6 separate regions of the Homo sapiens genome follow, and regions 2, 3, 4, 5 and 6 are each linked to region 1. A link is a contact called in ENCODE Hi-C or POLR2A ChIA-PET data. All regions are on one chromosome and are shown on one strand. The core of a region is the stretch at or near the end of the contact, and the rest is flanking DNA. Distances in the headings are between cores, read along the strand shown. Region 1 holds the start of C11orf24 (chromosome 11 open reading frame 24). Region 2 holds the start of RPS6KB2 (ribosomal protein S6 kinase B2). Region 3 holds the start of AIP (AHR interacting HSP90 co-chaperone). Region 4 holds the start of NUDT8 (nudix hydrolase 8). Region 5 holds the start of ACY3 (aminoacylase 3). Region 6 holds the start of CPT1A (carnitine palmitoyltransferase 1A).

Region 1 (5,012 bases), core at 1,265-3,764:
TATCAGAGAATATGACTTTCTCATAGGAGAGAATGAGTTTCCCGGTATGTTGGACCATCTCAGCCAGATATTTCTGTGTCAGAAACCCATCAGTAACACTCTAGACTGGAGATCAGCAAATAGATTCTGTAAAGGGCCAGAGAGTAAATATTTTAGGACTTGTGAGCCATATAGTCTCTACAACTAGTCGACTGTGCCCTTTTATCATCAGATAATACCTAATGAAGAGGCATGACTCTGTTCCAATAGAAATTTAAGAAAGCAGATGGGCTGGGCGCGGTGGCTCACGCCTGTAATCCCAACACTTTGGGAGTCCAAGGCGGGCGGATCACTAGGTCAGGAGATCAAGACCATCCTGGCTAACATGGTGAAACCCCGTCTCTACTAAAAATACAAAAAATTAGCTGGGCGTGGTGGCGGGCGCCTGTAGTCCCAGCTACTCGGGAGGCTGAGGCAGAAGAACGGCGTGAACCCGTGAGGCGGGGCTTACAGTGAGCCGAGATGGCGCCACTGCACTCCAGCCTGGGCGACAGAGCAAGACTCCGTGTCTAAAAAAAAAAAAAAAAAGCAAGCAGATGGAGGTCTAGCTGCCCAGCTGCTCTAGAGGAGAGGCTGTGTCTTATGTTTGTAATTTCAGCCCCAGCAGTAAAAATTGTCCCTATGTTGCCAAAGAGGAAATGAAAACAGAGTCACAGTCATTGATTTTTTTTTTTTTTTTTTTTTTTTTTTTTAGAAGGAGTCTCGCTCTGTCGCCCAGGCTGGAGTGCAGTGGTGAGATCTCGGCTCACTGAAGCCTCCCCCTCCCAAGTTCAAGCAATTTTCCTGTCTCAGACTCCCGAGTAGCTGGGAATACAGGCACACGCCACCACGCCTGGCTAATTTTTATATTTTTAGTAGAGACGGGTTTCACCATATCGGTCAGGCTGGTCTCAAACTCCTGACCTCAGGTGATCCGCCCGCCTTGGCCTCCCAAAATGTTGGGATTACAGGCGTGAGCCACCGCGCCCAGCCCAGTCATTGATTTTTGAAAAGGGCAGGCAAAGAACTAAAATCTGCCTGCCGATTGTATATTTTCACTTCTGGAGTGAGCCTCAATACTGTACTTCATGTTAGATCCGAACTAGTTGGAAAAATTAAAGCAAATACATAGTGAAAGGATCTGATCTTCACATGATCCAACCGGCGTTGGGTCTCAGCAAACCCAACTTTGCAGGTTAAATTCCACACATGAACTGTGGTTGAACTGGGGATGGTGGTGGTGACATCAAATCGCATTTCAGGTGCTCCCAGAGCTCGGAGTGGATGGTAGATCCTGTCTTTGCCCAATCTCAGCTTTCTGTGTCTCTTAGCTTCCTAGCCGAAGACCCCAAGGCAGGTTATAAAACTGGAAATAAAGTCTTGGTTTGCTCCTGTGAAATCATCCTTCGCAGACAGGTTTTGGTTTGGACCGGGGGATGCCTGAGGGTCTTATACAGACTGGGATTCAGTCACAGAACTACTAACTTGCAAAGCCTATTTCTTTCTTTCTTTTTTTTTTTTGGAGACAGAGTCTCGCTCTGTCGCCCAGGCTGGAGTGCAGTGGCACGATCTCTGCTCACTTCAACCTCCACCTCCCAGGTTCAAGCAATTCTCCTGCCTCAGCCTCCCGAGTAGCTGGGACTACAGGCGCACGCCACCACGCCCGGCTAATTTTTTGTATTTTAGTAGACACAGGGTTTCACCATGTTGCCCAGGCTGGTCTCGAACTCCTGAGCTCAGATAATCCGCCCGTCTCGGCCTCCCAAAGTGCTAGGATTACAGGCAAGAGCCACCGCGCCTGGCCTGCAAAGCCTATTTCTAACCAAAGTCAAGTCCCACACACTTGCCTCTAAATTGCGTTTTGCTCCTTTGTTATCCCAGGTTTTACAATTACAGAGCACTTGATGAGCCTGTTTCCACGTCTGTAAAATGAGGCGAAGTTCTTCACTGTGCTATTGCAGAATTAAGCCACTGGCTCTATAGGCAAAGTGCTTAGCACGGGCGTGGCACGCTGCGGGTGCACAGAAACGCTCGCTGCCACCCCACCCTTAACTACCGGGCACCCCAGCGCCCCGCCAGGGGCTGAAGAAACGTGGGAGGAAGCGGAGGAACGCGAAGGGCGTGTGCCCGCGAAAGGTCTCACGAGGCGTTTCGAGGTCGCCTCTTCAGGCTCGGCTGCCGACAAGGTGCCTCTGAGCTCACCCAGCCCAACCCGCGCACCCCGGGACCCCAAGACGGCAGCGGGCACAGCTGGGCAGCAGAGACCCGGGAACACCCACTTCCGCCACAGACCTGCTCAAAATAGCTCCTTCTGGCAGCGCGCAAGAAGTGGCCCGAGCCGGCCCCGGGGAGGCGGGGCCTGAGAGCAGACAACCCCCCCACTTCCGGCTCGCCTCCGTTCGCCACAGGCCCCGCCGCAGCCGCTCTTCGCCCCGGCCAGCAGGCCCGCCCCGCCCTCCGTGACGTCATTTCCGGCGTTTGGGCGGGGCCCGGGCAGGGCGCGCTGCCCGGAGCTGCCTGGGTTGCGCTGCCGGCCACGTCCCCGCGCCGGGCCTCAGGCTCCTTCCTACTGTCCGAGGGCCACCAGGCCGCCGGGGGCCTGCTGCGCCCGGGTAAGGGGCTCGCACTGCCGTCCGGGTAGCTGCTGTCAGGGCTCCCTGACTGGCTTGGGACTGAGAGACAGAGGTTGGGGGGCAGGAGGAGGGTTGGATGGGGGCACGAGGGGCAGTGGGAGAGTGAGTGGGGCTGAGAGAGGCAGGAGGAACGGGACAGGAGGAGCGGCGGATGGGGCACGCACAGAGTGCAAGACGCTGAGCAATGCAGGTACTGAAGAAGTCAACTGGGGGCCGAGCATGGCTGGGGGCCCAAGAGACAGGAGGAGGGAGGAGGGCCGAAGGGGGCCCAGACTGGAGAAGAGGCCGGCTTGTCCCATTGTGGGAGCAGAATGGGGACACTCTGGAAGGGGGCCGAATTTGTCCTGGGGTCTTTCCCGGGCAAGCCCAGGACGGGACTGGACCCCAAGAAGTGTCGCTCTTACTTGAGTGACACAGACCTATCCCCCAGACCCTCTCTCTACCTGGGTGGAGGTTGTGCATTGCCCCAGATTCCCTCCCCTGCCCATCTGTCTCCCTGCCTGCTTCCCCCGTGCGAGTCACTTAGTAGCCCCCGTGTGGCTGCTTAGCATGTTGACTTAATCGTTAGGCTGATAGGAGGAATCGGCCTCCACACGCATGGTTTGCCACCAGAAATAATCATCGTGCTTAGAAATCTGACTGTAATAACTTGCAGCTATCCCTCGCCCCAGGAAAATCTCTAACATTTCGATAAAATCAGCTAGGAAAATCTTTAAAATACAGATGTTTCCATTTATACAGTGGATCTGCCTAATGGACAAAGGAATGTCAGAGCTACCCACGTTCTTAGCAAAAACTAGGCCCTAGTATTTAGCTGTGTTACCAAAACTTCCAGAAACCTGGAAGCAAGCAAGGTAGTTAATGTAATATAATAAATGTCCAATGTTCTAGGTTCCCGTCTGCCACAGAGTCACATCCTTTGGACTACAGGACAATGTCTATATACACAAAGCCATAAGTCTGTGTTCCTTGGGCTTCTGCTACCAAAGTTCAGCCAGGTGACGTGTCAGGATTAGGTACCTGCAGTTTGCCCTGTATTTGTGTTTGCAGTTCCTACTCCTTGGTATCTGTAGCTTGCCTAACTTGGTGTGGGGGCCTGGCCATGTTGCGGCTGAGTGAGTCTTAATAGCCTGATAGAATGTGGGGGTAACAGCTGTAGTCCTTTACCAAGCTTCAGGATTGGTCTTTGGAACCTCTCTATGCCAGAAAAAAAGAATTAAGTTATTTCTTTCCCTTTTTTTTTTTTTTTAAGAGATGGGGTCTCACTATGTTGCCCAGGCTGAACTCAAACTTCTGGGCTTGTAATCCTCCCACCTCAGCCTCCTGAGTGTCTGGGATTACAGGCATGCAGCACCACGCCTGGAGTCCAGTTTTGTGTAACTTGCATAAAGTGCGCCACATATAACAAGCCAAGGTTCGGAACACAAGAATTCAGACAAGATGCCTTGGGAGGCATCTCGAGGTCATGAACCAGAAAAGGATAGGGAGGTTGACACCCAGGGGCATAGTTGGGGGTGCCTTTGTCATGGAGTGTCACATGGCTCAAGGGAGTATCCTGTTGCACCTTCCTTGCAGATCCTATGGGGAGCTGACCCCTGAAGAAGGGAGCTCCCAGTGCCAGCCTAACCTTCCGTCTTTCCATCTGCCCTGGTCTCCAACTTAATACAAACTTAATTCTCTCTCGCTCATTCCCCTCCTGCCCCTGGGGTCTCTTTTTTCCCATCTATTATGGTCTGAGACCCTGATCTACCCAGTCTCCCTGTACCACATAATAATGAGAATAACTGGTGGGGTCCCGAGACCCACATCCTAATTTTGGCTTGAAGCCTTTGCAGGGGAAACTGTTATTTTAAATGTTGTTAATGGTTTGTCCATCATGAGTCAACTTACATAGATGACCACAGGTTCCCGCATGGGATCTTGACATTTAGAATATTCTGTTGGAAAGTGGAGGCAGGACCATAGCAGAGGGATGAAGTCATAGGACAATGAAGGCCTGTTCTCGACTACACAGTGGCCAATTCCTGTTTCTGTGGGAGTGACCACCAGCCCCACCGGCTGGGAGGGAGTAAGTGGTGATGGTATCCAGCAGAAGTTTCCTGAGAAACCCGTGGAGTGTCCTGATATAGCCTTGTGGACCTGCTCCGTGTGTGTGCCCTCACCTTTGTGTGTGTGATTTTGCATGTGTATGTGTGTGCCTGTGTGAGTGCACATGTGTGGTGGCATGTGTGCATGTGCAGATGGACATATGTGCAGCTGTGCGCACACAAGCGTGTGTGACTAAGTGCATGTATGTGTGGCTGTGTGTGCACACGTGGGCATCTGTGTTGGGAGCAGGCCCATGGTGGTCCTTGATATCAC
Region 2 (4,457 bases), core at 1-2,500, 840 kb after region 1:
ACAATACACATCACAACAGACAATAAACCAGCAAACGCCAAAGTCAGGGATCCTCCTCCACTGTGTTCCCTGCTGTCTTCCCAAAGCCTGGTACAGCATGTTGGGAATGGCAGCCACACAGTATTCGTTGGCTGAACGAGTGACTCACCTTCCTTAGGACTTTCATGGCATATATTTTGCCCAAGTTGGTGCCTTGCACCTTTCGCACCTGGAACACCTGTAGGGCAGGGGAGACAGGATCAACTTCCCTCTCCACATCCTATCTTCAAGAAGCCCCACCCTGAAGCTCTGGCTTTGGGATCAGGAGGCCTAGGCCCTGCCAAGGGTGGGGCAGTGAAGATTTCAAGTCCGATTGGAGAGGATTTGGCCTTCCCTCCTTTATGTTTCTGGCTCTGAATCCCATTAGAGGCCCTGCTGATTCACAAGTCTAATTTGTTTTGAGAACCCTTTGCTGCCTCCAGATGGAGGCTGTGAGGCCAGGAGGAGGGTGCGCCCGCCCCTACCTTGCCATAGCCCCCCTTGCCCAGCACACGCAGCAGCTCAAAGCAGTGGGGCCCGATGCGCTCTGGGCCAACGTTCACGCTGGTCTCAGTCAGCTCCACCTCTTCATAGTGTCCCACAGGCCTACGGACACAAGGAGTTAATGAGGACAAGGCTCCAGTGCTCCCCAGTTCCCCTTCCCCACTCCATTCCCCCCTCCCCCAACACGACCCTCACTCACTCTAGGCCAGCTGCCCTCAACTCGGCAAGGGGACATGCGTCCTGTGAGAAACCGAGGGGTAAGAGCCAAGGAAGGTGCCAGGATACCTCCCCGCTCCCGTTCAGGTTGGACTGCGTGGCCCAGGAGAGAAGGGTGTCAGGGATGGCAGCTAGTAGGGGATGGGTAAGAATTGGGAAGAAACCGAAGGCAGGAAAGGGAGAATCGGGAGAAAAGGCTGGGGTTCTGGAAGAGAGGTCGGGGTGAGGGTGGGATCAGAACTTAATAGAGACCGGGATCTGAGAAGGATCTGGGTCTGCAAAGAGTCGGAGCCCGCTCTGGGCGTGCGGAGCCGCCGCTCCGGCCTCGGCTGGGTGACAGGATCGGCTCCAGGATCCAGTCGCGCCAGGGCAGGGCACTCACCGCGGGGCTGAGCTCTGGCTCGCCCTCGCCCTCGCTGCCTTCCTCCGTCTCCAAATCCAAATCAAACACGGCCGCCATGGCGGCGCCGGCCCCGCGGGCCCGTCGGCCCGTACCTGGCCGCGCACTGACTGACAGTCCCGGACCTAAACATCATCTCTCCGCGACGGCAGCTGCGCGCGCCGGTGACGCAAGGGATCTTACTCCCCCTCCGGAAAATCGCTTAGCCTGGTGGGGAACAAAGATGGCTTCCGTCGCAAGGCCTCTCGGGAATTGTAGTCCTAGAGTGGCGAGGCGCCTAGCCTTCAGCCTGCAGAATCCTTTCCGCAGGACCCTCGGTCTTCCCAGCAAGGCTTTCTGGGAGCCCGTTTTGGTTCTACGGTGTTTTGAGTTTGGATGGAGCAGGGTCGGAAGTGTATGCAGGTGTGAATGTAAATGCAATCCCCAGCCCTGTTGGAGACGGGTACTGCCAGGCCGGCTGCGTGATGAAAGGCAGGTCGCGTTGCTTTCGGTTCACTCCAGAAAGGGAGGCGGCTGCATCAGGGTCTCCTCAAAGTGCCTCTGGCTCGAGGACCCTGCAAATCGGAGCATTTACTGAGTGGCCAGCTCACTGCCAGGCTATGTTGCCAGGTTCCCGCCTTAAATAGGGTTTTGGGGGTCAGTGATAGACCTGTAAATATGGGATTTTGTTGGCGTTTACTCCCTTCTTAATTTAAGCACATTTAGGCACCTGGTACAGAATAGACACTTCAAAAAACGTTGTTGAGGCCGGACACGATGCCTCACGCCTGTAATCGTAGCACTTTGGGAAGCCAAGTTGGGAGGATCACTTGAGGCCAGGAGTTCAAGGTTACAGTGAGCTATGATGGTGCCACTGCACTCCAGGCTGGGTGACACAGTGAGATCCTGTCTCAAAAAAACAAACAGGCCGGAGGCGGTGGCTCACACCTGTAATCTCAACACTTTCGGAGGCCGAGGTGGGTGGATCACTTGAGGTCAGAAGTTGGAGACCAGCCTGGCCAACATGATGAAACTCTGCCTCTACTATAAATACAAAAAATTAGACGGGTGTGGTGGCGCGCACCTGTACTCCCAGATACTCGGGAGGTTGAGGCAGGAGAATCGCTTGAACTCGGGCGATAGAGGTTGCAGTGAGCCAAGATTGCACCACTGCGCTCCAGGCTGGGCGGCAGAGTGAGACCAAGTCTCAAACAGATAAAACCCGAAAACCTGGCTGGTCACGGTGGCTCACACCTGTAATCCCAGCACTTTGGGAGGCCGAGCCAGGCGGATCACCTGAGGTCGGGAGTTCAGGACCAGCCTGACCAACATGGAGAAACCCCGTCTCTACTAAAAACACAAAATTAGCTGGGCATGGTGGTGCATGCTTGTAATCCCAGCTACTCGGGAAGGCTGAGGCAGGCGAATCACTTGAACCTGGGAAGCGGAGGTTGCGGTGAGCCAAGATCATGCCATTGTACTCCAGCCTGGGCAACAAGAGCGAGACTCCATCTTAAAAAAAAAAAAAAAAAAAAAAAAAAAAAAAAAAAAAACTTTATGGTTTTTTTTTCTTTGTTTTGTTTAGTTTTTCAGACAGGATCTTACTCTGTCACCCAGGCTGGAGTACAGTGGCAAGATCGTGGCTCATTGCAGCCTTGACTTCTTGGGTTCCAGTGATTCTCCCACCTCAAATCCCAAGTAACTGGAATGACATAATCACATAATCTTTTTTCTTTTCTTTCTTTCTTTCTTTTTTTTTTTTTTTAGAGGGGAGGTCTTGTTTTGTTGCCCAGGAGGCTGGTCTTGAACTTCTGGACTCAAGTGATCCTCCTGCCTTGGCCTTCCAAAGTGCTGTGATTACAGGCATGAGCCACTACACCCAGCAAAAACCAAAAACGCTGTTGACAGAATGAACTTAGGCCAGGCAGGGTCGCTCATGCCTGCGATCCCAGCAATTTGGGAGGCCAAGGCGGGTGGATCACTTGAGGTCAGGAGTTCAAGACCAGCTTAACCAACATAGTGAAAACCTGTCTCTACTAAAAATACAAAAATTAGCCGGGAGTGGTGGTGCATGCCTATAGTCCCAGCTACTTGGGAGGCTGAGGTAGGAAAATCGCTTGAACCTGGGAGGCAGAGGTTGCAGTGAATCAAGATCACGCCATTGCACTACAGCCTGGGCAACAGAGTGAGACTCCGTCTCCAAAAAAAGAAAAAAAAAGAAAGAAGGAATGAACACACTCAACACAGCAAATCTTGTCTGTGACATGTGGTCTGTGACTTTAGATTGGGTATGGATTTGGCGGGGCGCGGTGGCTCACACCTGCAACCCTAGCACTTTGGGAGGTCGAGCCGGGTGGATCGCTTGAGGTCAGGAGTTCGACACCAGTCTGGCCAACATGGTGAAACCCCGTCTCTACTAAAAATACAAAAATTAGCTGGGTGTGGTGGTGGGTGCCTGTAATCCCAGCTACTTGAGAGGCTGAGGCAGAAGAATCACTTAAACCCGGGAGGCAGAGGTTTCAGTGAGCCGTGACTGTGCCATTGCACTCCAGCCTGGGCAGCAAGAGTGAAACTGTCTCAAAAAAAAAAAAAAAGATTGGGTATGGATTCTTATTGGATGGGGATGTGTGGGTGTGAATTTGGGTCAGACCAGGCCTTGGGTGTGAGTTCTGATTGTTGGAGGCTGTCTAGGTGTGCCTTCCATGTGCATAGGGGAGGTTGGGTATGAACTGAGGTGGACAGAATTCAGGGGTCTCCAGGCATGCAGAGGGTTATCTCGTTGAATGTGGCCCTCTGGTTGTAATTCCACCAAAGGAGATCCCCAGGTTCGGGTCTTGATGTGGGTGTAGGGCAGGCCCCTAGCAACCCAGGGCAACTCAGACACCAGGCCAGTGGGGTGGTTTTCCCTTAGCTCCAGATGCTACAAGTATCCCCTACCCGTCTCTTGATCCCCCTTCCCCACCCCCTATCTAGCTGATCCTGGGAGGAGTTGTCCAGTCAAGAGAACCTATCTAGACACTTCACCAGTACATAAGCCTTTATTTGGGGAGGGATGCCTGGGGAGCTGCCTCCAGCTCCTCTGCTGCACAGAGGCAGGATTTCTTAAAGCATCTTCCCTGAATGAGGAAGAGAGTGTAGACTCTCCTCTGCCAATGCTAGTTAGGTGTGCCAGAGGCCAAAGCACCAAAGCTCGGTGGAGAAGGTTTGTGATGCATAGGAGGGAGGTGTTCACGTGTCTCAGGGCCACTTGTGAATGAGGGCAGGGAGGTGAGGGGGGCCTAGAAGCTGAATGGGCATGTAAGACTTGATCAAAACAGAAACCTGGACCCTGCATCATGTC
Region 3 (5,012 bases), core at 1,492-3,991, 790 kb after region 1:
CAATAGAGCAAGACTCCGTCTCAAAAAAAAAAAAAAAAAAAAAGGCGTTTGAAACCAGCTTGGCCAACATGGTAAAAGCCCATCTCTACTAAAAACATTTTTAAAAATTAGCCGGGCCTGGTGTCAGGCACATGTAATCTCAGCTACTTGGGAGGCTGAGGCAGGAGAATTGCTTGAACCTGGGAGGCAGAGATTGTGCCATTGCACTCCAGCCTGGGCAACAAGAGTGAAACTCCATCTCAGAAAAAAAAAATAAAATAAAAAATAAAAAAAAATTTGCAATCATTCTCCAAGCCCACAAGTGATCTAATTCTCCAGTACTCCAGTACATCAAGGCAAGAAAACCCCAGACTACAGAAAGCCCTCTGTCCTTGTGATAAGGAAGGGGGTCTAATTGAGCTGGTTAACACAAGCCTCCCATAGACAAACTAAAAGAGCACCCTAGAACACACGGAGCTGTAAATATTCACCCCTAGACACTGCCATGAGGTCGGAGCCCACAGCCTGCCCATCTGTATGCTCCCCCAGAGGTCTGAGCAGCGGGGCACTGAAGAAGCGAGCCACTCCCCCATCGCACGCCCTGCGAGGGAGACAAGGGAACTTCCCGTTTCAAATGCATGATGTGTTCAAGAGCAGCAATGCCAGTGTGGCAGAGCAGAGTGAAGGAGGGGGTGGGGTACACCACAGGGTCAGCAGGGGAGCTCACCCAGGTCAGTAGGGGTGGACCTCACAGGGCCTGTAGGCTATGGTGAGGCCTCTGTTTTTCACTCTGTGATGGAAGCCACTGAGTGGCTCCGAGCAAAAAAGGAATTGAATCTGGCATGGGCTCGGCTGCTGGGACGAGAACAGACCACAGAGGGACAAAAGAGGCAGGAGAGTTAGAGGTCGCTGCAGTAACCCAGGCTGGAGATGAGGATGGCCTGGACCCAAGCAGTGATGGCAGAAGTGGTGAGAACTCAGATCCTGGCTGGATATTGAGGATGTGATGTTGGATGTGAGACTGGGAGGACCACAGAGATGCTAAGGTTTTTGCCCTGAACAACGGGAAGGTTGTTGGTTCCCCTGACACGGAGAAGCCTCAGGTGGAGCAGGTTAAGTGTGAGTTGCCAACCAGGCTTCCAGGTGGATATGGTGAGTAGGGAGCTATATATCAGGTTTAAGAGACAGTTAATGACTGGAGAGCTGCATCTGGGAGTAATCCGGGCAGGGAGAGTTTTTAGAGATAACACTGGGGGTGGGTGCAGAGAAAAGAGGTTTGGAGATTGAACTCTCGACAGGATATGGTTAGAGGAGCCCACGCTCTTAACTGCCGCACCATGCTGCATCTCTGAAGTCAGTTTCCACATCGGTAAAACGGAATCAACAACAGTACCTATCTCACATTGTAGGAAATAAACGTGTGAAGCATGTAGCACAATGTTCGAATAGTGAGCACTCAATCAGTGCTGGCGATTGGTTATTTAACACCACCTGTTTCTGATCTTGGGGTGCCATTGTTCACATCTCTCCTTCTGATGTCTGTTCCATCCAGGATCCCCCTTGCCAGCCCCTTCTTCCAACGCCACCAACCCCCCAGCACATGGGGGCATGAACCCACACCACACATCCTGTCTCTTCTTAGAGAAGATATCTTTTCATACAGCGGATCACTCCAGCCATGCAGCTCCCCTCTGCTCTCAGGGCACTTATACTGCACTGGGCTAGGATGCTTAGCTGCCCGATTCGGCACGGTGCTGGCCAGGGGGCATGTGCTCATTTGCTCAATGTGCATGTCCTGCCTGACTGCTCTGCTGGGCACAGGGGCTGCCCCTGGGAGGTTCCCTACTCTGCAAACAAGTGGCAGCTGGGAAAAGCACTCCGGGAGGAGGCAACTACAGGAGAAGCAGGGAAGCCTGGAGTTGTAGGTTGGGGGAGAAGCGGGCAGAGGGGCTGGATCTGGGGGCCTGGCAAAAAGGAGAAAAGTGGGAGGTTCTTTACTTCCCAACCCTCATCTGTCCCAACAAGCCCCTAGTGCAGCAGGAAGGCTGCTAAAGAGTCCCTGTCTGGGAGACCTGACCTCTGGGCCCGTTCTCCGGCTTTGCACGTCCCAGGGTCTTGGTTTTCCACTCTAAACAGCGGCAGTTGGTCTAAGTGTTTTCAGAAGGCCCTTCCATCTACAAAGGATCATGAGCCTTGAAACCCAGATACCCGAGGACCACTCCCGGCCCTGGGTTTCCTCCAGCGTGGGGTCTGCCCAAGCACTGAGATCAACCCCCAACCCCAACCCGCTTGTGATGACTGACGGCCTCCCCCACCAATGCTGCTACAAGGCCGAGCCAGGGGGCGGGGCAGACAGGCCCGAATTCACCCCCTACTTAAATTCAGCCCAATCAGCGTCGAGTTCTGCATGTGAGCGGTAGGGGCAGTGGACGCTGCCCTCTGGGCATGCGCAACCTCTCGCCTAAGGCCTCCTCCCGCCTCGCATGCGCACCACGCCGCAGAGGGGGAGAAGGGTAGGGTAGACACGAACCTTGGTCCCATCTTGAAAGTCCGGGAGCTCTCCTCGGCCTTCCTGTATCACACGTTTTTGGATCCCGTCCTCCCGGAGTCTTGCGATGATATCCGCCATCCTCCTTCCCCGCTGCTCCCTTTCGGCAACTTCCGGACTCGCTCGGTAGCTTCCGGACTTGCTTCGGCAACTCCTAGCACCTCGGCAGCTTCCGAGCTAGCGCCATTTTGGTTGAGGGCAGAAGCCAAAAGGGACTGAGCGTGGAAACGGATGGTGATTGGTTCTCTGCGCTGGGGCTGAGCGCGCGCGTCTGCTCGGGGGCGGAGCCTAGGAATGTCTCGGGGCTGGACCCCAGCCTGTCAAGGAGGAAGGGCCGGGGTCCGCGGGCCGGGCGGGACGAGGACGTCCCTAACAATTGTCATTGAATTGATTGGGACTGCGGCCGTGTGGCACTTTGTTTGAAGTTGTGGATGGAATATAACAGCACTGCAGAGTTAGGAAAATGAAAAAAAAAAAAAACACCCGTAAGCCACACCCTCAAAGTGTTATGATTTTTGTGTATTTTCTTCCGGCTTTTTCTCTTTCGCATATCTAGTATGATTGTCGGGACTCTTGCATCCTGGATCTTCCTCTTTCAAAAAATAAAAAGAGGAAGAGGGAAAGAAAGGTGGAGAAGGAGACCAAGAGAGCCCATTGCGGGGTCGGAAATGAGTCATAGTTGTGCCCAATTAATATTAGGGAATAATCGATGAATGATAGAAATGAGGTACTTTAGCGCCGGGCGCGGTGGCCCTGTAACCCCACCACTTTGGGAGGCCGAGGCGAGAGGATCGCTTGAGCCCAGGAGTTCGAGGCTGCAGTGGGCCGTGTTCGTGCCACTGCACTCCAGGCTAGCCGACAGAGCGAGATGCTGTCTCAAAACAAAACAAAAAAAAAAAATTAAATTAAAAGAAAAGAGAAATGAGGTACTTTGGGGCTAAAACAACTTTTGTTTTTCTTTTTTTGAGACGGAGTCTCGCTCTGTCACCCACGCTGGAGTGCAGTGGCACAATTTCAGCTCACTGCAAGCTCTGCCTCCCGGGTTCACGCCATTCTCCTGCCTCAGCCTCCCGAGCAGCTGGGACTACAGGCGCCCGCCACCATGCCCGGCTAATTTTTTGTATTTTTAGTAGAGACAGGGTTTCACCGTGTTAGCCAGGATGGTCTCAATCTCCGGACCTCGTGATCCGCCCACCTCGGCCTCCCAAAGTGCTGGGATTACAGGCGTGAGCCACAGCGCCCAGCTGATATGAAACATTCTAAATAAAATACTAGGCTAATTGAATTCACTAATGTCATGTAAAAATGCATCAGTATGGGGCAGGTGTGGTGGCTTATGCCTCTAATACCAGCACTTTGGGAGGCCAAGGCAAGTGGATCTCCTGGATCTCCTTGAGCTCACAAGTTCAAGACCAGCCTGGACAACATGGCAAAATACCATCTTCACCAAAAATACAAAAAATTAGGTGGTGTGGTGGTGCACGCCTGTGGTCCCAGCTACTCAGCAGGCTGAGGCTGGAGGATTGCTTGAGCCCAGGAGATGGAGGTTGTAGTGAGCCAAGATCGCACCACTGCACTCCAGCCTGGGTGATAGAGTGAGACCCCATCTCAAAAAAAAAAAAAAAGCATCAATATGCTAAGTGAAATAACAGTACCAGTCACATACAGGAAAATACTGTATTATTCTACTTATGTAAGGTACCTAGAGTAGTCAGATTCACAAAGACAGAAAGCAGGGCCGGGCGCGGTGGCTCACACCTGTAATCCCAGCACTTTTGGAGGCCAAGGCAGGCAGATCACCTGAGGTCAGGAGTTTGAGACCAGCCTGGCCAACATGGAGAAACCCCATCTCTACGAAAAATACAAAAATTAGCTGGGTATGGTGGCACGTGCCTGTAATCCCAGCTACTCGGGAGGCTAAGGCAGGAGAATCGCTTGAACCCAGGAGGCAGAAGTTGCATTGAACCAAGATCGCGCCACTGCACTCCAGCCTGGGCGACAGAGCAAGACTCCATCTCAAAAAAAAAAAAAAATGACAGCAGAATGGTGATTGCCAAGGGCTGGGGGCAGGGGGGTGGGAAATGGAGACTTGTTCTTTGATGAGTGTAGAATTTCTGTTTTGAAAGACGAAACTGTTCTGGAAATTGGTTGCATAACAGTGTGCATATACTTAACGCCACTGAGTATACACTTCAAAACGGTTGAGATGGTAAATTTTATGTTATGTTATGTGTATTTTACCACAATTAAGAATAATTTTTTTGCCGGGCGTGGTGGCTCACGCCTGTAATCCCGGCTCTTTGGGAGGCTGAGGCAGGTGGATCACCTCAGGTCAGAAGTTCAAGACCAGCCTGGTCAACATGGTGAAACCCCGTCTCTACTAAATATACAAAAATTGGCCAGGCGTGGTGGCGGGCACCTATAATCCCAGCTACTCAGGAGGCTGAGGCAGGAGAATCGCTTGAACCCGGGAGGCAGAGGTTGC
Region 4 (5,012 bases), core at 11-2,510, 640 kb after region 1:
CCCAGTGCCGTCCGCATCCCTGGGAGCACACAGTAATATTAAAAGTGGTGACTCCAGCCCAGTGGCAGGGCTGCACTTGCCCAGATGAGGATCGAAACTGGCGCTCAGAGAGGCGCGGGACCTGCTCAACGTCACACAGCAGAGCATGGCGGACACCCGCCACCCCACGTTTAAATGCTGTGCGCAAGGCTGGGGTCATCTGGTCCCCAAGCCCAGGGTCTGGTGGAAGGGCGCAGAACCACGGTGGTCAGTGACCACAGGGGCCGAGGTAGGAAAGGGGGAGGGATTTGGGAATCCGGTCAAGACTCAAGGCAGGAAGGGAGAAGAGCTCTGGACGCTGGGACAAGGAGGTCAAAGGCCTGGGGCTGGAGTCCGACGGAGCCAGAGGGGAAGACAAGACTGGGGGCGGCGCGCGCCACCCAGCGGTATCGGGAGGGAGGACCGGAGGGAGGGCTGGGCCGGACGCTCCTCTCGCGCACCGATCGACCTCGGGTTCCTGGAGGGGCGTCCCCGTGGGATCCCGGCTCCGTACATCCTGGAGCCCCTAGGGGAGGGACGGACCAGTGGGGGCCGGCGGGGCCTCATCAGACACCCCAACGCCAGGACCCAACGGGACCGAGGACGGTCGCCGGGCGCTTCACGGTTCGCGTGGTTTCAGGATCTCGGAGAACACAACCGGCAGGTCCTGCAGCTCCGCGCCCATCTCCCTCCCCGCGGCCACACCCCCGGCCACGGCCCGGCCCTGCCGGAAGCACAGTCCTCCTGGCCACGCCCCCCAGTCCTTCGTAGCAAAAGCTCCGGTCCAGGCCCCGCCCCCAGCCCGCCCCAACCTCGATTGCCTACTAGGCCCCGCCGCCCTTTGGCAGTAACGTCCGAGTCCGGCTCCCGCGCAGGCCCCGCCCCGCCCCGCCCCGCCGCCCTCCGTCCCTCCCATCCGGGGGACTCAACGCGTCCCACCGAGGCCCCGCCTTCAAACAGGCCCCGCCCCCTAACGGACCCCGTCCCACCGAGGACCCGCCTTCAAACAGGCCCCGCCCCCGAACAGACCCAGTCCCACCGAGGCCCCGTCTCCGGGAAGGCCCCGCCCACGAACAGACCCACCCCACTGAGGCCCCCCGACGCCGCTGCCGCTCTGCAGCCCCCCAGGCGGGACGCGTCGCGCGGGCTGCCCCTTCTCCCTCTCAGCTTTCGGAGGGACCCGGGCTGAGCGCCCCGCCCCGCCTCGCCCCGCCTCTTCCCTCGCCCGATCCCGCGCCCTCAGTGTCCCGGCCGCGCAGGACTTGACATGCTGCCCGACTGCCTGTCGGCCGAGGGCGAGCTGCGCTGCCGCCGGCTGCTGGCAGGGGCCACGGCCCGGCTCCGCGCGCGGCCCGCGTCGGCCGCGGTGCTCGTGCCGCTCTGCTCAGTGCGTGGGGTCCCGGCGCTGCTGTACACGCTGCGGTCCAGCCGCCTGACCGGGAGGCACAAGGGCGACGTCAGGTACAGCGGCCGGGAACTCCTCGCCCTTTGCCGGAGGCTACAGGAGCCCGGGGCTGGCAGGGACCTCTGGCAGGGCACTTAGCCCCTTCGAGCCTCGGTTTCCGCCTCCGTAAAATGGGTCTGGGGAGAGTCCCTCCGCCCAAGGGCTGCAGCGAGAGGTCAGCGATCCGTGTCCGTCGGCCCCGGTGCACCTGCCGGGGCGCCACGTCCTCGCCGCGTGGGCCCCTCGTACGCGTCCTTGCGCGCACGCCTGGGCCGGGACACCCCTTTGAGCTGTTTCCCGCTTAGAGGGCGGACGCCGCCCCCTGCCGGCGACTACGGAGAGGTTCGGGCCCCGCCCGGCGGGAATTAAGAACATCCTGAGGACAATGTCAGTGTTGCTGGGGCCACCATAGGCCGAATTTGGGTATCTGAGCCCCAGGATCTTCTTGCCCCTGCTGCAGACCCTCTTATCCTGCGCTGTCCCGGGCCTCTCTTCCTTATCCCCATTGCTCAGGGAGGTAAACTGGCCTCCAGAGGTCGCATGGCTTGCCTGGGGCCTCCCAGTAAACTAGGGGCAGAGGCAGGCGACACTTCGGTGGGCCAGTGGCCCCCCCCGCACTGCCGATACCCCGACCTCTCCGTGGCCCCAAGAGTCCAAGGACCAGACTCCTTGTGTCTGTTTAGTTTCCCAGGCGGCAAGTGCGACCCGGCTGACCAAGATGTGGTGCACACGGCCCTGCGGGAAACCCGGGAGGAGCTGGGCCTGGCAGTGCCCGAGGAGCACGTGTGGGGCCTGCTGCGGCCTGTGTATGATCCGGTAAGCCACTTGGCTGAGGCCACCCCACCCCATTCACTCACTCTGTGCCTGCCCTGGAGCTGGGCTACCAGGGACCAGGAGAGTGGTCATGGACCCCCACGGGCACAAAGTGTGGAAGGGTGCCCCTAACCTGCCTGGTCACATGCACCACCCCACACACCCCCTCGGGAAGGGATTGGGGAGGCTCTGGTGTCCTGAGTAGAGGTGGCCCAGGGCGATGGGGTGGGCCAGCTCCACTCAGTTTGGTGGATTAGGGTCAGGGAAGCTTCATGGGGTAGGCAGGGATTGAACCCAGGCTTGAATGCCAAGTGGGAGATTGTCCTAAGCAGAGGGAACAGGTCTAGTGCATTTGAGGGGACCTGAGTCAGTCAGCATGGCTGGAGGACACAGGCAGGTGGACCCGAACATGACTACCAAAGGCCTATGCATGGCAAAGGGGTCTTCCTCTCACACTCCCCTCCCCAGCCTTCAAACCCAGCGAAGGCCATGCTTCCCTGACCACCTGCCCTCTTCCCCAGCAAAAGGCCACCGTGGTGCCAGTGCTTGCTGGTGTAGGCCCACTGGATCCCCAGAGCCTCAGGCCCAACTCGGAGGAGGTGAGCTGGGGGATATGAGGGGGTTGGGCTGTTCCAGTCCTCTGTCTACCCTCTCTGCCTCCTGCCTGCAGGTAGATGAGGTGTTTGCACTGCCGCTGGCCCACCTGCTGCAGACGCAGAATCAGGGCTATACCCACTTCTGCCGGGGTGGCCACTTCCGCTACACACTACCCGTCTTCCTGCATGGACCACACCGGGTCTGGGGCCTCACAGCTGTCATCACTGAGTTTGCCCTGCAGCTGCTGGCACCTGGTACCTACCAGCCCCGCCTGGCCGGCCTGACCTGCTCAGGGGCTGAGGGTCTGGCCCGCCCTAAGCAGCCCCTGGCTTCACCCTGTCAGGCCAGCTCCACTCCAGGACTGAATAAAGGTCTTTGACAGCTCTAGAGCTCTTGCTTCTGCTGTACTGGGGCCTTGACCTTGGGCAGACCACTCCAGGTCGCTGGCTGGGGCTCCTCCTTCCAGTCACGCCATGCCCCACAGCAATGGACACTTCCTGGGTGCCAAGTACTTGGAGTCAATTCATCTCACCCTCACAACAGCCCATAAGGCAGGGCCAACACTGTCTCTGGCTGGTGAGACTGCTTTCAGGGAGGAGAGACACCTTGCCTAAGGGCCCCACGCTGGGATTGGAACCAGAGCTCTCAGACTCCACAGCCCAGACTCTTAGGCACTGCACTGCCCTGTCTCAGCCTGCACCTCCTGTTCTCTCTGCTGTGCCTGGCTGACGCTGTGCTGGGCTCCGGGATCCCAGAGAGGAGTAAGGCGCACCCATGCCCCTGGGTGTTACTGCAGGAGTCTAACATGCAGAGCCCCTGTGTGTGCCAGCTGCTGTGTGGGGGCCACAGCTGTGGACCGGTCAGATGCTCACCTGCCGTCCAGAGGGGGTGCTCAGTCTAGGGGAGACCTCAGACCAGGTCACACAGATAATCATGTGGTTCCACATTAATTAATCACAGATAATAGTGGAATTATATAAGACATCAACTAGGTAGACCAGGGTTCTGTGAAAGAGCTGAGGGAGCGGGTGGTCTGAGCTTGCCGTGGAGGATGGCTGGATCCAGGGGCTCGGGCTCCCCTCTTGCTGTGCTTTGCGCTGTGCTGGCCTCAGCCCCAAGGAGGTTGTCTGTAGTGCAGAGCGTGAGAGGTTGAGGAGAGGGCAGCAGCATCCATCAACAGAAAACACGGCCGCTCCTTCCCGGCCAGTCTAACCTAGAATTGCACTTCACTGGCCTGCCTTGAGTCACATGTCCTTCCCTGAGCCTGTCACATGGCCGGTTGTGTGTCCGGAATTGGTGGGTTCTTGGTCTCACTGACTTCAAGAATGAAGCCATGGACCCTCACAGTGAGTGTTACAGCTCTTAAGGTGGTGCGTCTGGAGTTTGTTTCTTCTGATGTTCGGATGTGTTTGGAGTTTCTTCCTTCTGGTGAGTTCGTGGTCTCGCTGGCTCAGGAGTGAAGCTACAGACCTTTGTGGTGAGTGTTACAGCTCATAAAAGCAGTGTGGACCCAAAGAGTGAGCAGTAGCAAGATGTATTGCAAAGAGCGAAAGAACAAAGCTTCCACAGTGTGGAAGGGGACCTGAGCGGGTTGCCACTGCTGGCTCGGGCAGCCTGCTTTTATTCTCTTATCTGGCCCCACCCACATCCTGCTGATTGGTAGAGCCGAGTGGTTTGACAGGGCACTGATTGGTGCGTTTACAATCCCTGAGCTAGACACAAAGGTTCTCCACATCCCCACCAGGTTAGTTAGATACAGAGTGTTGACACAAAGGTTCTCCAAGGCCCCACCAGAGTAGCTAGATACAGAGTGTCCATTGGTGCATTCACAAACCCTGAGCTAGACACAGGGTGCTGATTGGTGTATTTACAATCCCTGAGCTAGACATAAAGGTTCTCCAAGGACCCATCAGAGTAGCTAGATACAGAGCTGAAGGGCTCCTCAAGTGCTGCCAAAGTGGGAGCCCAGGCAGAGGAGGTGCCGAGAGTGAGCGAGCGAGTGAGGGCTGTGAGGACTGCCAGCATGCTGTCTCCCCTCAATCAACAGGACACCCCAACTGCTGTTGGGAATTTGGCCGATGACTGCTCTAGCTACTTCCTGCTGGATAGGGGCGAAGAAGGGGCTTTGCAGTTGTAGTGT
Region 5 (5,012 bases), core at 2,513-5,012, 620 kb after region 1:
TGGGCTGATTGACGGGGAAGTTTCTTTCCCTACCCACTGGGGACAGTTAGGACACTCTAGTACCCAATGGCCCTCTTGTTTACAATATGCACACTGTTGTGTTCTCAAGGGCGGGAGGCCCTTTGGCCGGGCAGTGGGGTCCCTAGGGATCTTACTTATGGCTGATCATCTCCAGTGAACTGTTTTGTTTTTTTGTTTTTTGTTTTTTTCAAGAAAGAGTTTTGCTCTTGTCGCACAGGCTAGAGTGCAATGGCGCGATATCAGCTTACAACCTTCGCTTCCTGGGTTGAAGCGATTCTCCTGCTTCAGCCTCCCGAGTAGTTGGGATTACAAGTGCCCACCACCATGCCTGGCTAATTTTTTATATTTTTAGTAGAGACAGGGTTAGCCATGTTGGCCACGCTGGTCTTGAACTCCTGACCTCAGGTGATCCTCCCGCCTCAGCCTCCCAAAGTGCTGGGATTACGGACATGAGCCACCACGCCTGGCCGCAGTGAACTGTTTCTTGTGTACTGGCTGGTTGTAGCCAAGAGACTCGATGGCTTCTTGTCTTGTGTTGCCTTTTTGTTTTTTGTTTTTTGTTTTTTTTTTGCCCTTCCTGGACCTGGCCACAGTTGCTCAATACCTTAAGGGTAATCTCAACCAATGGAGATGTCAGCATCCCCAGTGTCCCTTCTGCTTTTTGTAGTTTATCCGCATGGCTTCTGCCACTGGAGTCCTGCTACAATTACTGTTTTCCCATATTACCCACCCAGCAGCTTAGAGGCGGGATTGGTGGTGACACAGATCCCACAACTCTTGGCCCACACTCAACTAGTTTTAAAAATATATTGGTGGGGAGGGGCGGGCATGGTGGCTCATGCCTATAATCACCACGCTTTGGGAGGCCGAGGTGGGTGGATCACTTGAGCTTAGGAGTTCGAGACCAACCTAGGTAAGATGGTGAAACCCTGTCTCTATAATATTAGGTTGGTTCAAAAGTAACCGCTGTTTTTGCCATTGAAAGTAATGGCAAAAACTGCAATTACTTTTGTACCAATCTAATTTTTTAAAAATTAATTAATTAAAAAAAATTGGAAGGCATAGATTTCACTCGGCAAGGCAGGAAATCTTGTAACTGCTCTATACTGTGGCTCTGCCGACCGCCCGGCACTGCTCCAGCAGATGCAAACTGCCCGAGATTTTGATGAATTCACTGAAGGAAATAAAGACATTGTGTTTAAAAACACAGCAGAAAGGTTGGGTGTGGTGGCTTATGCCTGTAATCTCAGCACTTTAGGAGGCTGAAGGGGGTGGATCACTTGAGCTCAGGAGTTTGAGACCAGACTGGACAACATAGCAAGACCCCATCTCAAAAAAAAAATTAGCTGGGTGCGTGCCTGTAGTTTCAGCTACTTGGGAGGCTGAGATGGGAGGACTGCTTGAACCTGGAAGTTGGAGGTTGCAGTGAGCCACAGTCGAGCCACTGCACTCCAGCCTGGGTGACAGAGCCGGACCTTGTCTCAAAATTAAAAAAAAAAAAAACCCACTGCAGAAGACCTTCAGAATTGCTTGCCTCTAGAAACCATGCTTTCCTCAGAACATCTAACCCTTCAAAAACTACAGCAGCAGCCAGAACCCACCATTCACGCTGACGCATTCCTTTGTGATAAAGACTTCATTGATTCATTATGTGACAAAGGGAAAATGAGCAGAAACTACTGGGTGGTTCACACCAAACAGAACCTTTAGACCGATTGCTCGTTCCTTCTCCCTCATGGAATTGAAGTTCATTTATCTTCATGCACTCCCTGATCAATCAGGAAAGGCTGTGGCTGACGTCAGCTCCAGGCTCAGCACAGTCTTTATGGGGTGATCTTATAGCTTAGCAGTGCAACCCTGTGGAGTAGAACTGAACGGAGACTTTTGCCAGTTGCAGGAAATGGTCATTAAAAAATACCAGTTTATTCACAGAATAAAGGTGCTTCATGCAGACATCTGTCCCCAGGGTTTCTTCTGCAAAATGCTGATGCTGCTATCATGAATAATGTCTTCAAATATTCTCTTAATGAGGCAGAACAAGCCGGAGCTGGGAATACATTTGTCATAATGTAAGGAAGCAGATCATCATCAGTGACAGTGCCAAGTCTTGAAGATTCTCTCCTGGGTCTTCAGACTAATACACATTTATCTCCCTGGGTTGAAGAAGTACTGTGGGACTATGATGTATACCCACAAAAGGATATTGACAAAGAAGCTCTTTATTTATTTATTTATTTATTTATTTATTTATTTATTTATTTATTTTCTTTTGAGACAAGGTCTCACTGTGTTGTCTAGCCTGGAATGCAGCCATACGATAACGGCTCACTGTACTCACGGTACGATTACCTCCAACTCCCCGTGCTCAAGTGATTCTCCCGCCTCAGCCTCCTGAGTAGCTGGGGCCACAGCTGTGTGTGCCACCACCTGGCTAATTTTTTTTTTTTTTTTTTTTTGAGACAGAGTTTCGCTCTTGTCGCCCAGGCTGTAGTGCAATGGCATGATCTCGGCTCACTGCAACCTCTGCCTCATGCCTCAGCCTCCCAAGTAGCTGGGATTACAGGCACCCACCACCATGCCTGGATAAATTTTGTATTTTTAGTACAGACGGGGTTTTGCCATGTTGCCCAGGCTGGTCTTACACTCCTGACATCAGGTGATCCACTCGCCTCAGCCTCCCAAAGTGCTGGGATTATAGGTGTGAGCCACCGCGCCCACCCTAATTTTTTTTTTTTTTTTGGTAGAGACAGGGTCTCCCTATGTTGCCCAGGCTGGTCTTGAACACCTAGGCTCAAGCAATCTGCCCCCCTTGGCCTCCCAAAGTGTTGGGGTTACAGGTGTGAGCCACTGCACCCAGCTGACAAAGAAGCTCTTGAACAAATTCATTTAATGAGATTCTCTAGCACTAAAATAGTCCTACCTCATTGTAATGTTTTGTAGAGTATCTTATAAAACAATGAAAAAAAACCAGTATTTTAATACATATTTTTCTGTATATTTCCTTCTAGCCTTTGTACATATGATCACATATTTGTAAAAAGTTGTATGTATATATATACAACTTTACCCGCTTTGTGTGATGATATGACAAAAACATTTATCTGAAAAAAGTATTTTTTTCATCAAATGGCAGAGCTCCTGTTTCTGGTAACCCGGGGTATGGCAAGTAGGGGCTCTGGGAGATGGAGCAGCTCAGCCTCCTGTGAAAAATTCTGTTTCTCTAAAAAAGAACAAATTCTCATGCTGGGCGCGGTGGCTCACGCCTGTAATCTCAGCACTTTGGGAGGCCGAGGCGGGCGGATCACGAGGTCAAGAGATCGAGACCATCCTGGCTAACACGGTGAAACCCCGTCTCTACTAAAAATGCAAAAAATTAGCCGGGCGTGGTGGCGGGCGCCTGTGGTCCCAGCTACTCAGGAAGCTGAGGCAGGAGAATGGCGTGAACCCGGGAGGTGGAGCTTGCAGTGAGCCGAGATCGCGCCACTGCACCCCAGCTTGGGTGACAGAGCCAGACTCTGTCTCAAAAAAAAAAAAACGAATTCCCAAAACTAGTCCCACTGTTGTCTACCCAGATCCGGGATCCGGGTTGCCCTTGGCCTGGCCAGAGATGCCTCTCAATCCCCCACGGCACGTAGAGCCAGACAGAAACCGAAAGCAGAGGTGCCCTGCGCTGAAGTCTAGAGATCCCACTGCTAGGTCCAAAGAATTTACCCTTTCAGTCAACCCACGGGGCAAAGTCCACTTTCTTCCCTGAAGGAGCAGCACAGAACAAAAGCTCCAGGCAGCTGCTTCCGCTGTTTCGGGGGTAGGGCGGAGTGACAGCCCCACGGGCCACGCAGCAAGCAGAAGATCCCCGGGAGTCACCCTCAACCCTCTGGGGCCACGTGGGTGAGTTCGCCCGGGGAAGGTGCCGCGGCCCACTGCTTTACCTTAGTGAGCCTCAAGAAGTTAGGATCAGAATCCCAGTCGGCCCCATCTGGGTCGCCAGAGTTTTGTTACCCACACAACGGGTGGGCTCAGTTGCTTGGCGGGTGTTAACTAAAGAGGATTTAATAGGGGATTTTATTTCTTGCAACAAGTAAGGAGAACACCTAGACAGCTCCCAAAGCAGTGTCTCCCCGAGCTGAGGGCTGGGGCAGGTTTTATAAGCATAGGGTAATGAGGCGTGATCTGATTGCATCTTGCAATGAGGTGATGCTGGGAGGCATGATCTAATTGGATGCTGACACAGGGGGGAACCACAGCTCTGACCCCTCTCTGGGTCTCAGTTTCCCCAACTGCAGTGAGGAAATTGGCCCCCGTGATGATGCCCATGACATCACCATCCTCTGCCCTCACTCATGCTGGGGTCTCCATGTGCCCATTTTCAAGCTTGTGCCCGCCCTTTGTTCCTCACTCCCCACAGCTGCCCTTGGCCAGGACTTTCACAGGGTGGAGCCAAGGCCCAGAGAGGGCACTGAATCTCTCCAGGTCACACAGCCTGTCAGGGAGGTGGGGCCAGAGCCAGGTCACACGTGTGCACACAACACACACACACGCACACATGCTCACGCACATGCACGCACACACGCTCTCAAGCACATGCACACATGCACACACATGCACACACACTCTCATGCACACACGCACACATGTACACACACATGCATGCACACATGCACACAATACTCTCATGCACATGCACACACGTACACACGCACACATGCATGCTGTCACACATGCGCACACACGCACACATGCTCTCATGCACACACGCACACATGTACACATACATGCACACATGCACACAATACTCATGCACATGCACACACATGTACACACGCACGCACACACGCATGCTGTCACGTACACATGTGAGTGCACACACGCACACACATGCTCTCATGCACACGCACACATGTACAGATGCACACATGCATGCACACACATGCACACACGCGCACACACTGCCAGGACTGGGGGCTGCTGTTTCTGAGGGTTCCTGGACCCCG
Region 6 (5,012 bases), core at 1,751-4,250, 570 kb before region 1:
TTGCTTTAAAATAAACAGTAGGACTGGGCAGGAGTGGGTAGGAACACAGGCATACACCTTGGCCCTAGCTCCATAATGGTTGATGTTGAGTTTTGGTTGTATAGGCCTTTATTATACTATTCTGGTTAATTTTTTTCAAAGGTTTGGATTTTTCAAAATATTAGCCAGGCATGGCGGGACTTGCCTGTGGTCCCAGCTACTCAGGAAGCTGGGGTAGGAGGATTGCTTGAGCCTAGGATGTCAACACTGCAGTGAGCTGTCATTTTGCTACTGCCCTGCAGCATGGGCAACAGAGAGAGATCCTGTTTCAAAAATGAATGAATGAATGAACGAATGAATAAAAAGGTTTGGATTTTTCCATAAAAAAGTATTTTTTGAGTAAAAAGAGAAATCTTAGCGGTAAATAAAAACATTACCTGCATTAAAAAGAAAATTTTTCTTGTAGCTATGGTAGGCAATTGCTACAGTATTCAAACTGGGGCAGAATCTGTAAAAAACAAGGCTTGAGAAAGATTACTCTAGTTTCAGAGGCAGACATGGAGACGTTTTTGGCCCCAGGGAACTGAGGCTCAGGCCCGGAGCTCCCCGGGAGGCCTCGTTCTCTGCTTCTTTATTAATAGACTCAGCTACGCAGCCGCGGGAGCCGCAGACCCGGGCAGGAGAGCTGCAGCGTGGTCGGCGGGAGGGGAATAAGGCCTCCCCAGTGCGGCTGCAGTTGCAGGCCGGCGCGGGCTCGTTGCAGCTGCCGAGAGCCCGGCCACCATGGCACAGGTGAGCGTGGCGCCTCGGCGTCCCCACAGACTGGGTCCCTGTCCCTGCCCCGCCCGGCCTGCAGGTGGCACCTAGGCGGCGCGCAGGGAAGGGCGCACGGTCAAGGCCGAAGAGCCCTGGGAACAGACAGGGCGCGGGGCCAATCCCAGCTGGGCGCGCACCGGGGCGCTGAGCGAGGGAGGAAATGACCTTGGAGCGGGGACCTGTCGGTGGCTGAGGTTCCAGGGAAAGGAGGGAAGGGCATTTGCGGTGAGAATGACAGTCCAGCTTCCGTAGTGCAAACCGCGAAGGCCCACGTGCAAGGAGAGCCTCACGCGCGAGAGCCGCCCGGGCTCGTGGGGTGCAGCCGCGCGTCAGGAACGTGTGCCCTGGCCCAGCCCACTGGCCTCTTGGGGCGGTGAAATCTGCGGGGGTCGAGTGCCTGGGCTCACTGGTGGTCCAGACAAGCGCAAGCAGGGGGACAAACCCCCAACTTCTAACCTCAAAGAAATGCAAATTAAAAGGAGAGATGAGAGATTCTTCCCTCCCCCACCCCTCCTTTTAGGATTGGCAAAGATTAAAATAATCCATAATCGGAGACAGGGCCCCGCTTGCACGCGCGGGTGGCAGTGGAAGTTGGTAAACTTTTCGGCATGGTAGCTTGGCCTGTGTCACCAAAATGTCGCACGTGCCTGGTTGCTTCCCCTCCAGGGATCTATCCTACAGGATAATCAGGAGCTCCAGGAGGTACATCGACGGCCAACGCAGCTTTTATTTATACCTGCAATGGTGGGGTGGGGGGCGGGGAGGAGGCCCTAATTGTCCAATGGGGGCCGCGTAAATGGATCACAGCATAGTCAAAGGAAATCTTATGCAGCCTTGGGAAGGCCGGTGGTCATCTCCGTCCCCCAGCAGAGACCTGTCTACGACGTAAGCCAAGTGAAAACAAAACAGCCTTACAGACAGCTTGCATCCTAGCCTTCCTTTAAAACAGCGAGCCCGGGAACCGCAGGGAGAGTTAACTGCAGCGGTGGTGGGGGGCGGGATCAAAGGAGAACTTTCATTTTCTCTTCTAAATTCTTCTGCGGTAACAACTAAATGATACAGAAAGAAGGATGGTTGCAAACATGGATTTTTTCATAACTAGAAGAAGTGGTCGAACTTAAAAAGAGCAGGGTTCATAAAAGAGGTTTAAAAGAGTCTTTGTTCATAACATCGGTGCATTTATGGAGCACCTGCTGTATGCAGAGCCGCCAGCTCGCGCCTGGAAGCATTGCGGGCAAAGATAGGGGAGGGGTGGCTCCCGGTCAGGAAGACCCCCTTGGCCCTCCTGTTACGCTTGGGGCCCCTCTCCCTCCCCCTCAACCCCCTGGGTCCCCTGCAGCTGCGCTCGCCCTAGACTCCTGGGACCGGTGGATGTTCAGTTCCCGCTCCCGGCCCCTCTCCCGAGCTCCAGCACAAGGGTCTCTCGGTCGCTCTGCCCTGGCCTCCAGCTACTCCTCTCCCAGCACCTATTATGTTCTTGACGCTGGAAGAATTATTTTAGTAAATCTCACCAAAGCCCCCCAAGTGAGGCATTTTTATCCTAGCTAGATGAGGAGGAGCCACGCTGCCTCTGGATCGCGATGACTGCCACTCGTGGTATAAGGTCTGATTTGGGGCATGGGCTGTGGAATCAGATCTGGACCCAATGTCCGATCTATCACTTCCCCGCGCTTTTTTTTTTAGAGACGGGGTCTCGCTACGTTGCCCAGGCTGGCCTCGAACTCCTGGCTTCAAGCGACTTCCCGCCTCCCGAGTAGCTGGGATTACAGGCGCGCCCCACCACTCCCTGTGGATCGGTTGCTTCTCAGCTCGGTGATGTGGGGTAACTTATTTCCTGGCCCGCGACCCTTGTCTGCATGAAAGAGTCAGGGGTGAATACCATCAGGGGGTGCCTGGAGCATTACACGGGGCAATGCCGATAGATAAGTCGCGAGGATCAGCCAGGCACGGAGCTAAGCGATTTTATGCGCACGGCCTCCACGAGATGGCTCGTTTTACGGATGAGGAAACTGAGGCTCGGAGGGTGAGGAATCTCGTCCTAGACCCCATTCCGGCAGAGGTCGAGGACGCGAGCACCCGCTCGAGCCTCAGTTTCCCTCCCCTCCTAGCCCCGCGGACGCCCCGCCCCGCCGAGGCCCCGGGCCCGCCCTCCGCGCGCCGGGAGTCACCCGCCTGCAGGCGCCGCAGCCGGACCCGCCTCAGCCAATCCGCTGCTGCCGGCGTCGGGTGCGCTCGGCCTCGCCCGCGGCCCTCCTTCCCCGGCTCCCGCTCGCCGCTCGTTCACTCCACCGCCGCCGCCGCCGCCGCCGCTGCCGCTGCCGCTGCCGCACCTCCGTAGCTGACTCGGTGAGGCCCGGTCGCCCGCGGTGGGGAGGGTGGCGGGGCGGCCCTGCGGGCTGCGGGGGCCGGGGACGGGCGGGGCGCGGGGCTGCCGGGAACCGGACCGGGTGGGGGACGCCGCCGGAACCGGGGCGCCGAGAGGAACCCCGGTATTCCCCCCGGACGGCGGGGTTGTGGAGATCCTGAACCCAGAAAGAGGCCGGGGCTCCCCATGTTCCCCAGGGGATTGGGTCTGAGGGTCCACCGGGGGTCGGTCCATCCGCAGGCGGGTCCCGTGCGGCCGCGGGAGGGATGCTCGGCCCTCCGGACTTGGCTGGACGCCTCCGGCCCGGGGCCAGCGGGGCCACCGGCTCCCTTGTCTCCCACTCCTTAATCCGCCCTGGACTGGATTGAGTCTGAGGGTCTGCCCAGGGGTCGGTCAGCCTGCGGGTGGCCGCGGGAGGGATGCTGGACGCTCTGGATGCTTTCCAGGATGCCTTCGCCCGGGGCCAGTAGGGCCTCCGGCTCCTGTCCCTGCCCATCCCACCCTGGCTCTGGAGAGGATTGGGTCTGGGGGTCCGCCCGTGGGTTGGTCACCTACGGGCAGGTGCAGTGCGGCTGAGGGAGGGGTGCTCGGCCCTCGGGATTCGGCAGGGCGCCGCTGACCCCATCCCAGCGTCCGTCTCCCCGGTCCCCCTCCCCATGCCCGCCCTCGCGGTGCAGCCGTCGGGACACGCCCTTGGCGCAGGGACTCCAGGCGCGGTCCGAGCGCTGCCGTGAGCAGGATGAGGGTGCCGGGCCCAGTGCCTGCTTGGGAGCGCCCCGCAGCCTCTCCCGTGCAGCGCTGGGTCAAGGGCGGGTGGGCGCGGAGCATGTGCCCAAGGTCGTGCCGGGCTGGGAGCGGCGGGGCCGCGGGAGGGTGGGGGTGTCACGTGGCCGTGCCCTGGCGAACTTGGCCTGCGAGCCCGACGGTGCGGTCAGGGCCACGCGGGGCAGCCCCTTCTCGGAGCCACCGCCGCGGCCAGCCAACAGCCGGCTTCTTTCGGTTTGTCAGGAGAGGCCATGGGTCAGCGTCTTTATAATGTAAATCCGCCCTTGGCTTTCGTTAAAGCCGCAGAACTCAAAGATGAGGGCCGATCTTACTTTAAAAAAAGAAAACAACTCAGAGAGTTAAAAATCCCAACTACCTACCAGGTTAAATACATAACAAAGTTAATATTCCCAACTCGGCACAGGCTTTCGGTTCCTCTCGGCTCCGTGTGTTATAAAATATTTAAGGGCAGATTTTAGTAGGAAGCTGGTAACTTTGTAAGTTACCGAATAAAATGAAAATCGGTTTTACCTTTTGCAACGTTGTATTTTGTTACACCATTTTCTTCCACAGGTGTCCGGTTTCTGGTCATTCCAGATATGCAAGCATGTTTATTTCATTCTAAGCCACAAACCAAGTGAATAAAAAATGGCTGAGCACTGGTCTTCTATTTATGCCAGGAAGCACCCCCACCCCCGGGCCTTTCCAAATTCTTTAAGGCGACTCTGACCGAGTGAACGTAGCAATAAATTGAGGACATAAGTGTCGCTGAGAATGCACACCGCTGAGGCCAGCGAACATCCAGCTGTCAGTTGGTCTGGGGACTATCAGCATTCGCAGCTGGTTCTTTGGATTGGTTTTGCCTCAATACCAAGAGCCTGTGGACTGCTTTTCGCATGTAAATTACTGGTTTCCTTCCTGTGAAGCATTGCTAGCCTAGACCTTGCACTTGAACCCTATCTTAACAGTTGGAATCAAACAATAAAAAGGGCCAGGTTTGGGAGTGCACACACTTTGTTTCAAAGTGGCAGAAGTTGGCATCATGCACAGGCCAAAATAACGTTTCGAGTTGGTACTAAAAACAAGC

What was found. A loop is a pair of places that touch in the nucleus more often than their neighbours do. ChIA-PET counts read pairs that join two places held with the same protein, here RNA polymerase II (POLR2A). Pooled maps may share reads with other maps.
Region 2: a loop to region 1 is called in a map with no recorded cell type, with 5 times the contacts of the local background. The contact joins the promoter of RPS6KB2 here to the promoter of C11orf24 in region 1. A Hi-C loop is called at or near these places in 1 of 37 single-sample maps with no recorded cell type and 1 of 50 pooled maps. POLR2A ChIA-PET finds 5 or more read pairs at or near these places in 1 of 52 experiments (HEK293).
Region 3: a map with no recorded cell type shows a loop between it and region 1 (10-fold over the local background). The contact joins the promoter of AIP here to the promoter of C11orf24 in region 1. A Hi-C loop is called at or near these places in 3 of 37 single-sample maps with no recorded cell type and 6 of 50 pooled maps.
Region 4: a loop to region 1 is called in a pooled map, with 6 times the contacts of the local background. The contact joins the promoter of NUDT8 here to the promoter of C11orf24 in region 1. A Hi-C loop is called at or near these places in 1 of 37 single-sample maps with no recorded cell type and 4 of 50 pooled maps. POLR2A ChIA-PET finds 5 or more read pairs at or near these places in 1 of 52 experiments (GM12878).
Region 5: a pooled map shows a loop between it and region 1 (7-fold over the local background). The contact joins the promoter of ACY3 here to the promoter of C11orf24 in region 1. A Hi-C loop is called at or near these places in 2 of 37 single-sample maps with no recorded cell type and 3 of 50 pooled maps. POLR2A ChIA-PET finds 5 or more read pairs at or near these places in 1 of 52 experiments (GM12878).
Region 6: a map of B cell shows a loop between it and region 1 (17-fold over the local background). The contact joins the promoter of CPT1A here to the promoter of C11orf24 in region 1. A Hi-C loop is called at or near these places in 1 of 168 maps with a recorded cell type or tissue (B cell), 8 of 37 single-sample maps with no recorded cell type and 12 of 50 pooled maps. POLR2A ChIA-PET finds 5 or more read pairs at or near these places in 1 of 52 experiments (Panc1).

Annotation. Positions count from the first base shown.
Region 1 is chr11:68,269,475-68,274,486 of GRCh38, reverse strand. C11orf24 (chromosome 11 open reading frame 24) reads left to right here and starts at 2,514. Exons shown (of 4, transcript NM_022338.4): 1 at 2,514-2,630. It overlaps LOC105369363 (a long non-coding RNA gene), which reads right to left and starts at 2,385. Exons shown (of 3, transcript XR_950248.3): 1 at 2,311-2,385. RefSeq lists silencers at 378-437, 2,317-2,716 and an enhancer at 1,551-2,405.
Region 2 is chr11:67,425,287-67,429,743 of GRCh38, reverse strand. It overlaps RPS6KB2 (ribosomal protein S6 kinase B2), which reads right to left and starts at 1,250. Exons shown (of 15, transcript NM_003952.3): 1 at 1,121-1,250; 2 at 722-762; 3 at 504-624; 4 at 149-217. The coding sequence starts at 1,198. CARNS1 (carnosine synthase 1) reads right to left here. Exons shown (of 10, transcript NM_001166222.2): 10 at 4,140-4,457. RefSeq lists enhancers at 5-772, 1,207-1,456, 773-1,540, 1,557-1,706.
Region 3 is chr11:67,480,755-67,485,766 of GRCh38, reverse strand. It overlaps AIP (AHR interacting HSP90 co-chaperone), which reads right to left and starts at 2,741. Exons shown (of 6, transcript NM_003977.4): 1 at 2,510-2,741. The coding sequence starts at 2,608. RefSeq lists enhancers at 1-187, 643-692, 2,840-2,899.
Region 4 is chr11:67,626,185-67,631,196 of GRCh38, reverse strand. NUDT8 (nudix hydrolase 8) reads left to right here and starts at 1,260. Exons shown (of 4, transcript NM_001243750.2): 1 at 1,260-1,479; 2 at 2,146-2,278; 3 at 2,797-2,874; 4 at 2,946-3,259. The coding sequence starts at 1,286. The coding sequence ends at 3,251. LOC124902696 (a long non-coding RNA gene) reads right to left here. Exons shown (of 2, transcript XR_007062741.1): 2 at 3,804-5,012. RefSeq lists silencers at 338-507, 628-1,417, 1,708-1,857, 2,425-2,719.
Region 5 is chr11:67,649,480-67,654,491 of GRCh38, reverse strand. It overlaps ACY3 (aminoacylase 3), which reads left to right and starts at 3,762. Exons shown (of 8, transcript NM_080658.2): 1 at 3,762-3,909. RefSeq lists enhancers at 3,481-3,540, 3,611-3,690.
Region 6 is chr11:68,839,904-68,844,915 of GRCh38, reverse strand. CPT1A (carnitine palmitoyltransferase 1A) reads left to right here and starts at 3,000. Exons shown (of 19, transcript NM_001876.4): 1 at 3,000-3,141. RefSeq lists enhancers at 969-1,178, 1,219-1,358, 2,081-2,606, 4,815-4,974 and silencers at 2,752-3,111, 3,132-3,181, 3,392-3,471, 3,732-3,831, 3,882-4,161.